2 separate regions of the Homo sapiens genome follow, and region 2 is linked to region 1. The links are chromatin contacts, found by Hi-C or POLR2A ChIA-PET in ENCODE. All regions are on one chromosome and are shown on one strand. Each heading gives the region's core, a stretch centred on a gene start or an enhancer-like site at or near the end of the contact. The rest is flanking DNA. Distances are from core to core; before and after follow the strand shown.

Evidence for each region. A loop is a pair of places that touch in the nucleus more often than their neighbours do. ChIA-PET counts read pairs that join two places held with the same protein, here RNA polymerase II (POLR2A). Pooled maps may share reads with other maps.
Region 2: a loop to region 1 is called in a map of CD8-positive, alpha-beta T cell, with 11 times the contacts of the local background. The contact joins the enhancer-like site here to the promoter of EEFSEC in region 1. A Hi-C loop is called at or near these places in 1 of 168 maps with a recorded cell type or tissue (CD8-positive, alpha-beta T cell) and 6 of 50 pooled maps. POLR2A ChIA-PET finds 5 or more read pairs at or near these places in 1 of 52 experiments (T-cell).

What each region holds. Positions count from the first base shown.
Region 1 is chr3:128,151,642-128,156,508 of GRCh38, forward strand. It overlaps EEFSEC (eukaryotic elongation factor, selenocysteine-tRNA specific), which reads left to right and starts at 1,840. Exons shown (of 7, transcript NM_021937.5): 1 at 1,840-2,182. The coding sequence starts at 1,867. It also overlaps a transcript of RUVBL1 not described here. RefSeq lists an enhancer at 1,471-1,700 and a silencer at 1,831-2,350.
Region 2 is chr3:128,291,696-128,297,096 of GRCh38, forward strand. All of the region lies in intron 4 of EEFSEC (eukaryotic elongation factor, selenocysteine-tRNA specific), which reads left to right. Among named protein-coding and RNA genes, the nearest start is that of EEFSEC, 140 kb to the left of the region's middle. Within about 2 kb of position 3,681, at least 6 of the 41 ENCODE cell types and tissues checked have a DNase peak (open chromatin) inside an H3K27ac peak, as active enhancers do; they include CD8-positive, alpha-beta T cell, where a contact is called at or near this core.

The DNA of each region.
Region 1 (4,867 bases), core at 590-3,089:
TGTAAGGACCCTAATCCCATCACAAGGGCCCGCTCTCATGATCTCATCTAACCTCCCAAACGTCCCATCTCCAAATACTATCACACTGGGGGTCAGGGTGTCCACATATGAATTTGAGAGGGACACAATTCAGTCTATGACATGGACTCTGTTCCTAGTGGAGAGTGGTGGAACGAAGGAGGCAGTTACTGCAAGCATGAATACATCCGCACATGGTCTGGCTCATCACAGAGGGCAAAGGTAAGATCCTGTGAACTTTGTGCTCCACCGCCACAGTGTTACAAAAACACTCTCTTCTCCAGAAAAATGGAAGGAGGAGGCAATGTTGGGCTAGCATTCCTGCCTGGTATCACTGGCTGAGACTGAGCAGTGGCTTCCCTCTTTGCACAGGAAAAGGGCTCTCCAGGTCTCCCAGGTCCCCACCACTCCCTGTCATCTTAGACTCTTTTAACTTCTCTTCTTTGATTTACCCACCACCTGGCCAGAGCAGACACTTAGGTTTGTTACCTCTGGTTGGTGACTATGGCTGACAACCTTTTTTGTGGTTCTAGACACTTCAGAATCTAGTGAGAGTTGTCGACCCTCTGTCTAGCAAGAGCACATCACAACACATTGTGCGTTCAATTTAGAGGTTTGTGGCCTCTCCTAAGCCCAGGCTACAGACTCTCAGGGTGAGAATTTCTGAGTCAGAGATAATGTTGTCCTCTTCCATCTTCAAACCATCTTTTCCCATGGTTGGCTCCTTCTCAACACTGGAGTTTCAACTCAAACAGCAACTCCTAGATGTCTTCCCTGACCCACAGTTAGGTAGCTGTCCATCCTCCCTCTCCTGCTCCTTTTTATCTCAGCTTTTATTTTCCCTAGGAGACTTCTCGCTCTCTGAAATGGTCTGGTTCAGGCTGTATTGTTTGACTTAGCCCTCACCCCCTGAATGTAATATTAGCGGGCACTGTAGCCCAGCGGAACCCACCAGGCACTTGGTAAGATCTTGCTGAAATGTATGAATGATTGGAAGTGTGTCCGGAGTTGGTTTCTTCCAGTGGGTTCCTAGTCTCGCTGACTTCAAGAATGGAGCCGCGGACCTTCGCAGTGAGTGTTAAAGCTCTTAAAGATGGCACAGTCCCAAAGAGTGAGCAGCAGCAAGATTTATTGTGAAGAGCAAAAAGCTTCTGCAATGCGAAAGGGCACCTGAGAGGGTTGCTGCTGCTGGCGGGGGTGGCCAGCTTTTATTCCCTTATTTGCCCCCTCCCCCACGTCCCCCCGCCCTCCCCCGCCCCCCGCCGTCCCCCCGCCCTCCCCCCCGCCCCCGTCTTCCCGCCCCCCCCGCCCCCGTCTTCCCCCCGCCCACCCCGCCCCCCCCGCCCCCCTTCGCCCCCCCATGTTCCGTTTTTGTCCTATCAGAGCGCCCTTTTTTCAATCCTCCCTGTGATTGGCTTCTTTTAGGATCCTGCTGATTGGTGCATGTTACAGAGCACTGATTGGTGCGTTTTACAGAGCGCTGATTGGTGCATTTTACAATCCTCTTGATAGCTATAGAAAAGTTCTCCAAGTCTCCACTCACCCAGAAAGTCCAAATGGCTTCACTTCTCAGAAGGATCCCTCCATCTCGGGCTCCTAGAGGCTTCAGGCAGGAGGAGCCACGTGAGAGAGAAACCCTGCCTACGGTGACCTCCAGTTCCTAGACCACCCACTCGGAGCACGGCGCTCGGCTGTGCCCGTGAGCCTCAGGAGGGCGGAAGCTTCCGGGCCGGAACGGGTGTGCACAGCGCGCCGGTTACGGGGGGGCAACTTAACGGGCCGGACCGCGGCGACTACCGAGGGAGGTGAGGGGCGGGCCGGGCGGGTGTCCGAGGCGGCGGCGGCGGCATGGCAGGGCGGCGGGTGAACGTGAACGTGGGCGTGCTGGGCCACATCGACAGCGGCAAGACGGCGCTGGCGCGGGCGCTAAGCACCACAGCCTCCACCGCCGCCTTTGACAAGCAGCCGCAGAGCCGCGAGCGCGGCATCACGCTCGATCTGGGCTTCTCGTGCTTCTCGGTGCCGCTGCCCGCGCGCCTGCGGTCGTCTTTGCCCGAGTTCCAGGCAGCGCCCGAGGCCGAGCCCGAGCCCGGCGAGCCACTGCTTCAGGTCACGCTGGTCGACTGCCCCGGGCACGCCTCCCTCATCCGGACCATCATCGGCGGTGAGCGCGGGCCGGGGCGGGAGCCGGGCTCAGGGACGCGGGCGGAGCGACCGGGCCCCGTGTCCGAATTCGCTCGAGCCTTTGCCGGGACGGGAAATCGCCCCACCTCATTGGTGGGGCTCCTGACGCCCCAAGAGGCGGACGTGACTTGCCTAGGGCTCCGCAGCAAGTGAGCGGAGGCTTTGAGATTCAGCTTTTCCCATCCAGCAGAACCGAGCTGCAAGGCGCCTTCCTTAAAAAAAAAAAAAAAAAAAAATCAAAAAATCCCTACCAAATGTGTTTATAATACATGGTCAAGTAAAGAAAACTCAAAATAAGAAAACTCACAAGCTACAAAAAGGGTATACATACAAAGGCTGTCTTCATTCACCTGTCATTTGGTCTGATTCCCGTTCCTAGAGCCAACCGCTGCTACCAGTTTTTGTATATCATTTCAGAAAGGCTCCACGTCAATACAAGCATATCTGTGTGTATGTATAAATCCCTCTTTCCCTCATCCTTTTAGACACGATTTCACTCAACATTGTGTCTGGAGAGTGCCCCATATCTGTACACAAAGCTACATCATTCTTTTTAAAGCTCACATAGAATTCAACTGCACCCTTGTACCAACATTTTCTTTTTCTTTTTTTTTTTTTCTTTTTGAGACAGAGTCTTGTTCTGTCGCCCAGCCTGGAGTGCAGTGGCACGATCTCGGCTCACTGCAACTTCCGCCTCCTGGGTTCAAGCGATTGTCCTGCCTCAGTCTCCTGAGTAGCTGGGATTACAGGCGCGCGCCACCACGCCCGGCTAATTTTTTTGTATTTTCAGTAGAGACGGGTTTCACCATGTTGGTCAGGCTGGTCTCAAACTCCTGACTTCATGACCCGCCCGCCCTGGCCTCCCAAAGTCCTGGGATTACAGGCGTGAGCCACCACGTCCGGCCTGTACCAACATTTTCTGAACAAATCTTTTAATGATGGACGTTTATGCTGTTTCCAGTATTTACAAACCATTTTGCAGTGAATATTCTAGAACAGAACTCTTTGGTATGTTCGCATATATGTAGGATAATAGATAATAACTGGCTGGGGCAAGGGGCATGTGTGTTTTCGGTCGTGGTGGGTACTGCCAAAATGCCCCACAAAGAGGTACCATTAATTTTTAATTATACATGTAATACATGAATACATGCTACTTGTGAAGAAATAGAACATCACAAATAAGACAAACATTCCCTTACCCACTCCTCTGTCCTAAATTCTGTACCCCTCCTATCTCTGCAAATGAAAAGACCCGTTTTTTGTTTTTTTGTTTTTTTGTTTTTTTCTGAGATGGAGTCTCGCTCTGTTACCAGGCTGGAGTGCAGTGGTGCAATCTTGGCTCACTGCAACCTCTTTCTCCCCGGTTCAAGCGATTCTCCTGCCTCAGCCTCCCAAGTAGCTGGGACTACAGGTGCACATCACCACACCTGGCTAATTTTTATATTTTTAGTAGACATGGGGTTTCACCATATTGGCCAGGATGGTCTTGATCTCGACCTCGTGATCCCCATGCCTCGGCCTCCCAAAGTGCTGGGATTACAGGTGTGAGCCACTGTGCCTGGCTGAAAAGACCATTATTATACCTTTGTGGATTACTTTTCCAGACCCATTTAACTCCACTTAAATATATGGATAGAGTTTTAAAACATGTTTTGTTTTTAGAAAAAATGATACAATAATATAAACACATGGTATAAAAGGGTATATAGCTAAAGAAGTATACTTCTCACTGCTGACCCCAGTACCTGATTACCTTTCTGTTCCCATTTTCTTGTGTTTCCTTCCAGCAATATTCTGTATGCCACACATGGGAATATATATTGGGCAGATGATAATTGGCTTGGTGGCAGATGGCCTCATTGGTCACTGGGCATTCTGGGTCCCAGCTATAATGGTGAGCTTGTTAAGTACAGTACTTCATCTTTGTTACCTCCCAACTGTTTCATGTTACAGGCAGTCTGAGATCATTTCCCCATTTTACAGTAGAGGAAATAGAAGTTTGAAGAAGTGAAGGGACTTGCTCAGGGTCACACTATCTAAAGTCTTCTCCTCAATCCATGTTTCAGTCAGGTGAATTTCAAGGGGCACACAATTCTCTACCCATTCCTCCCTGCCCCCTTATAACTGAATTCTGTTTGGTCACATCAAAGTACATTTTAGAACATGGACTCTGAGCCAGTCCAGACTGGAGGTGGAAGGCAGAGGTTAAAAAATGAGATGGCGAGTTTTTAGTGTTGTCTAGTAAATAGGGTAGATGAGTGGTGAAGGACATACTTTTGGAGTCAGACAAAACTGGGCTTGAAGCCTAGCTTGCTTTCTTCCTTAGCTGTATGACGTTTGAACCTAATTCTGGACCTTGCTCCAACTGGAAGATAGTGGTAACCACACAACTATTTATTGGCTTGACTTTTCTTGTGTATTTGCTGCTTACCAGGCAAACCCTGCAAGGAGCGTGGTGGTTACCATTTAATAGTTGAGAAAATTGGGACTTAGGGAGGCAGGTAGTTAGTGAAACAGTCCAGGTCTGCCTGACTCCAAAGCTGGAGTCCTTTGCATGCTTCCCCAGGTTACCCTATAGTTCCCTCATCCGCTTCCAACATACGTGCATACCTCATGTTATTGTGCTTCACTTGATTGTACTTTGCAGATAGTGGTTTTTACA
Region 2 (5,401 bases), core at 2,431-4,930, 140 kb after region 1:
ATTTTGTGAATTTCTGAGTACTTTCTTTGCAAACAGTTATGATATCTGGAAATAATTCCTTTCTACACTTTTTGCCTTTTTTCCCCCTAGCTTTAATTCACTTGCCAGGAAGTACAGTACAATGTTCAACATAAGTGGTGAGAACAGATATCTTTACCTTGTTGCTGATGTTAGGGGCAAAATGTTTATACTATTTCACTATTAAATATGTTAGCTGTGGATTTTTTGTGCATATCGTTTATCAGATTCAAGAAGTTCCTTTCTGTTTCTGATTTGCTGAAAGCTTTTATCATAAATGGGTGTTGAATTTTTTTGAAATGCTTGTTCTGCTTCTATTAAATTATTATATAGTTTTTCTCCTTTATTCTGTTAATTAAGTTACACTTATTGCTAAGTAGGTTACATATATTGTTAAGTAAGTTACATATATTGATTTTTGAATGTCAGACCCACTTTACATTCCTAGGGTTAATCCTATTTTGTTATGAAATATTATTCTTTTTATATATTGCTGGATTTTGATTTTACATTTTAGCATTTTTTAATTCATTTTGAATTTATGAGGTATATTGCTCTTAATTGTCCTTTCTTATAATGTCTATGTCATGTTTTAATATCAACATTATTCTGGCCTCATAAAAAGAGAAGAAGTTTTTGCTCTTTTTTTATTATCTGAAATAATATGTTTAAAGTTGGTATCACTTCTTGCTTTAAAGTTTGGAATAATTCGCCAATGAAGCTATGAGGGCATATAGTTTTCTTTAAGAGGAGTCTTTTAATTATGTATTTAAATATATATATGATGTATATTATATATGATTCAGATTTTTATTCTTGTGTGTGTTTTGTTGTGTTTCTATAAGGAATTAGCCTATTTTTGTCTATTTATTGGCATAAAGTTAATTGTAATATACTCTTATTATCTTTTAATGTTTTTTGAATCTGTAGTGATATCTTCATTTTATTTCTAATATTTTTAATTTGTAATTTCTCTCTTTATTTTGATCAGTCTTGCTAGATGTTTGTTTATTTTATTAATCTTTCCAAATAACCAGCTTTTGGCTTTGTTGATTTTTTTTCTTTTGTTTCTTGTTTTCTATTCCATTGATTTCTCCTCTTTATTATTTCCTTTTTTCTACTTTCTTTGGGTTTACTCTGCTGATCTTTAGCTTCTAAGATGAAAGCTGAGATCCTTAATTATCAACCTTCTTTTCTAATATAATATTTAGAACTATAAATTTTCCTATAAGTACTGCTTTAGCTTTATTTCAATGATGTGCCATTTTTTAATCATTTGGTTAAAAGTATTTCAAAAATTTTTACAGAATTTCTCCTTTGACCCATGGGTTATTTATAAGTGTTCTTCTTACTTTGCAAATGTTTGAGGATTTTCCAGTTAACTTGTTGTTAATTTATACTCTTATTCCACTGTGGTCAGAGAATACACATTTCATGTTTTCTGTCCTCTGAAGTTTGTTGATAATTATTTTATGGTCTAGCCTATGGATTTTGGCAAAAATACAGACCTATATGATGACTCTGAAAATGTGTATAGGCAGATGATAGCAGGTGTTGGCCTAGGTGAAGGCAGTTGTGGATGCATAGAGAATCAGTTCAGAGTAGAAAAGCTTCCTATAAGGACATCCTCTCCTTCTTTTGCTAATTTTCTGTCTGTCTCTCCTAGTAGATATTTATATTTGCTAATGCCTTTAAAAACTTCCCTTGGGAGGCCAAGGCGGGTAGATCACAAGTTCAGGAGATCGAGACCATCCTCGCTAACACAGTGAAACCCCATCTCTACTAAAAATACAAAAAATTAGCCAGGCGTGGTGGCATGTGCCTGTAGTCCCAGCTACTCGGGAGGCTGAGGCAGGAGAATCACTTGAACCCAGGAGGCGGAGGATGCAGTGAGCTGAGATCACGCCACTGCACTCCAGCCTGGGCGACAAAGCAAGACTCTATCTCAAAAAAAAAAAAAAAAAAAAAAAAAAACTTCCCTTATAGGATCACATTAATAACCCGAGCCACAGAGTCAGAAAGTGCTGCCTTAGAATGCCCTTTGTCACTTTCTGGCTTGTGACCTTGGGTGAATGACTTCACCTTTCTGAGCCTTAGTTAATTTTTCTAAAAGGGTAATGGGAGTATCTTCCCTGTGGAGTTGTTGGGAGAATTAAATGAAATTTTACAAAATGCCTTTCACAGTTCTTGGCTTTGTAAATGGTAAATATTTTTAGTGGTAGCAGTACTCAAAGAAGTTAGGGAAGCTCACACACAAAGGTGGCTGCTTCTCCCCTTTGGACGGTAGTCAGAGGCACTTGTTCTATTCTTGGTGAGAAGTCTGCTCCCTACCTTCTGCTGTGCCCTTGGCCCCTCAGAGATCCAGAGGAGAGAGCCAGCTCAGAGCCAGCACTTCTGTAGACTGGCATGCTGGTGCTCTTGCAGGGGTATTGTGGTTGGGAGCCATTAGGGGTCCTCACTGGGGTGCCTTAGACCAGATACCTGGTGAGGCCCAGATATCCCTCCTTCCCATAGGGTCCCCTAGGGCTAGGGTGGAGGACTATCTGTCCTTCCTAGCCCTGAAGATTGCCAGGAATAGAGTTTGCTGACCCTGTTAGGGGCTGACAGTTGAAGTACATACAGGAAGACCTGCCTCTTCCTGAAAGTTTGTTCTGGGAAGGGGAATTTAGAGGGGAAAAGTGAATTAAGTTCTATCATATCTGAGTGTTCTTAAAATGTCAGCTATTGAGCCTCTAGAAATGACACATAAATTCTCTGCTAGGCACAACAGGTAAAGGAGAGTTTCAGAAGTTGTGCCAAGTGCCCCCTCTGGACTGAGCAGCAGGGCCCCAGACCTAAGTCAGACACTGGCTCCACCATCAGAACTCATGACCTTGTGGGACAGAGAGAGCCAAGGAAGTAGAGCACCTGTACACTGGGGGCACTTGAGATAGGGAGGGACCCCAAGGGAGGGTCTGGTTGGCTTTCTTGGAGACATGGAGGGCTCTGAGAAGAAAGAAATAGGTTTACTAAGTGGAAAAGGTAAGGGGAGGGTATTCCCATCAGAGGAAACAGCATATGCAAGGATTGGAAGATGCCATTCCAGACAGTTGGAATGGCAGACTGTTCTGATATTTGACATTTTTGTTCGAATTAGAATTGTCATGAAACAAAAACAGAAACACATCATACCTCCAATGTGTGTTGCTGCCATTTTGATGAACTATCAATCTCTTGCATGTACCTCCAGGCCTCTGCTGTGCCTGTCAGGGAGGGCTGTCCCCATGATGCCTGGGAAAATGGCTATGTCTCTGCCAGCCACAGACCAGCATGGGACATTTCGCTGGCTGCACCATGTGTGGTGTTTGTCCGTTGCTGGAATGTGCTCAGTTGAGGGGAATTGTTTCATTTGGTCATCCAGGCTCAGGTGAAACAAAAAGAGGCCAATGCAAAAAGCTGCAGCTGATTCCAGGCACCCCCAAAATGTTTTCTACTCAACACTGGCAGCAGTGCGATGTCCCCTCAGCCCTGCCTTTGGTGGTGTCCAACTACAGGAGCTGGATGGCCCTCTGGCTGCCTCTTGGGGCCTGGGAAGCAAAGGAAGCAAGTTCAAATCTGTCACCTGTTTGTAGTTTTCATAATTTTTGATTTGGCATTTTGATCAGTCTGTTTTTGGTCAAGGAAATGCATCCGTATCTCATAACAGGAAACCCCTTTTGTGATCTTTACTTCAAGGCATTTTTCTGTACTTCCCCCTACTTTTTTTTTTTTTTTTTTTTTTTGCTGGCAAATATACAGACCTAGTATGATATGTGTGTCTTATTAAAAGTTCAACATAATTCATTGCCATTGGTTTGTTTACAAAATAAACAATTCCAGGGCCTTCCAACAATTGAGGCTCCTTTTTTTTTTTTTTTTTTAAATCTTCCTTGGGGCTGGAACTGTGGTGAGAAGATGGAGAAGGACCCAAGTTTGGGAGAAGTCACGTGGTTCCATGCCTGCTTCCTGCCAGAGTCCCAAGCAGGTGACCCAGCAGTCAGCTGGGGAGGCAGACACCCCAGCATGGCCTGGACCCTGCTCTCCTCATTTATGTGAGGGTCTCAGTGGGGTGGTGGGAACCCAGGAAATTCTTGAACCTTCCTCAGCCCATTCATCCTCCTGCCCAGAGTCCCCATGGGAAGTATGTGCATAGGCACTAGCAGAAAAGCAAAAAAGGAATGCTTTCCAGCGTGATGTGGTGGGTTTGGTCCCCAGCCCCAGCCTCAGCTCTTGTGACTGAGTGACCTATAGGGCAGCTTTAACCTTTCCCCTGAGAAAGCACATGTTACCATGGTCCAGAAATCACCCGCTCATCCCAGAAGAGATGGAAGGATAGAGAGTGAGAGATTATCCAGGCCCTGGTACTGGGAGCTGAGCTTGCCTGGCTGCCTTTGGTGGGAGAGGGCCCTGGCAGAGCATGAGATTTCATCATCCTGAGCCCACACTAGGATGTCCCGATGTTGGAATACCCTAAAAGCTCTTCTCTTGGAAAACGTAATCCACGTAGGATCTTGAAATATGACCAGCAGGATGGGGCTTCCTGTCCCTGGTATGCAGAAAGGGTGAGTGGAGGCAGGAGGAAGGATGGTGTCTGAGCTGGCCACCCCATGTAGCTAACACAGTCCAATGCCACTCTGTCCTCATCCTGGCCACCCATAAGCCTTTCTTGTCTCCTCTTTCCCTTCCTACCAAGTCCAGCATTTGCAAGCCATCCTGATGCTGGCCCTTGCTTTTCTCTGTAGCCTCAGCTTTTCTCATTCTTCTACTGATAAAGCAAACTGTAGTTCTCCTGTTTTCTCAGCATACTCACCTTCATGGCCATGCACAGACCTGCAGGGCCTGTGTCTCCTCGTCATCCGCACAGGGGTATATCCATGTGGGCACCTCAGGAGGCAGCTCGAAGGTTACCTCCTCACTGACCTTCCTGCCCTCCACGCTACACACATATGCCCCTCCGTCTGTCTCTCTGGCATGTGACTACCACTGTGACCTTGCTGCAGTTATCCATTGGCCTTTGTGCCCCTGAGATGGCCTGAAAGACACGATTTGGATTTGTCCCAGTTGGCATAGGTGTGGCTTACAGTCAGTACTCTGCGTGTGTTGGCCAGAAGGCCCCCAGTGGCAGTCAGGTGGTTGTGATCTTGGAGTGGGGTAGAGGAATTGTAGCCAATGCTATTCCAATGCTAGCCAATACCAAAGCTGCACCTCATGCTCTACATCACACAGGGAGGGACCTCTGGAGTCCCAGAGGTTTGGCAAAGCTCCCTGCAGTCTTTCTGTTAAGAGTAAATAAAGAAGCATGATATCTGAGGTGGTGAGTACCCACTGATGAGTTAGTAGCATAGAGCTGGCCTCCGTCCTCTTG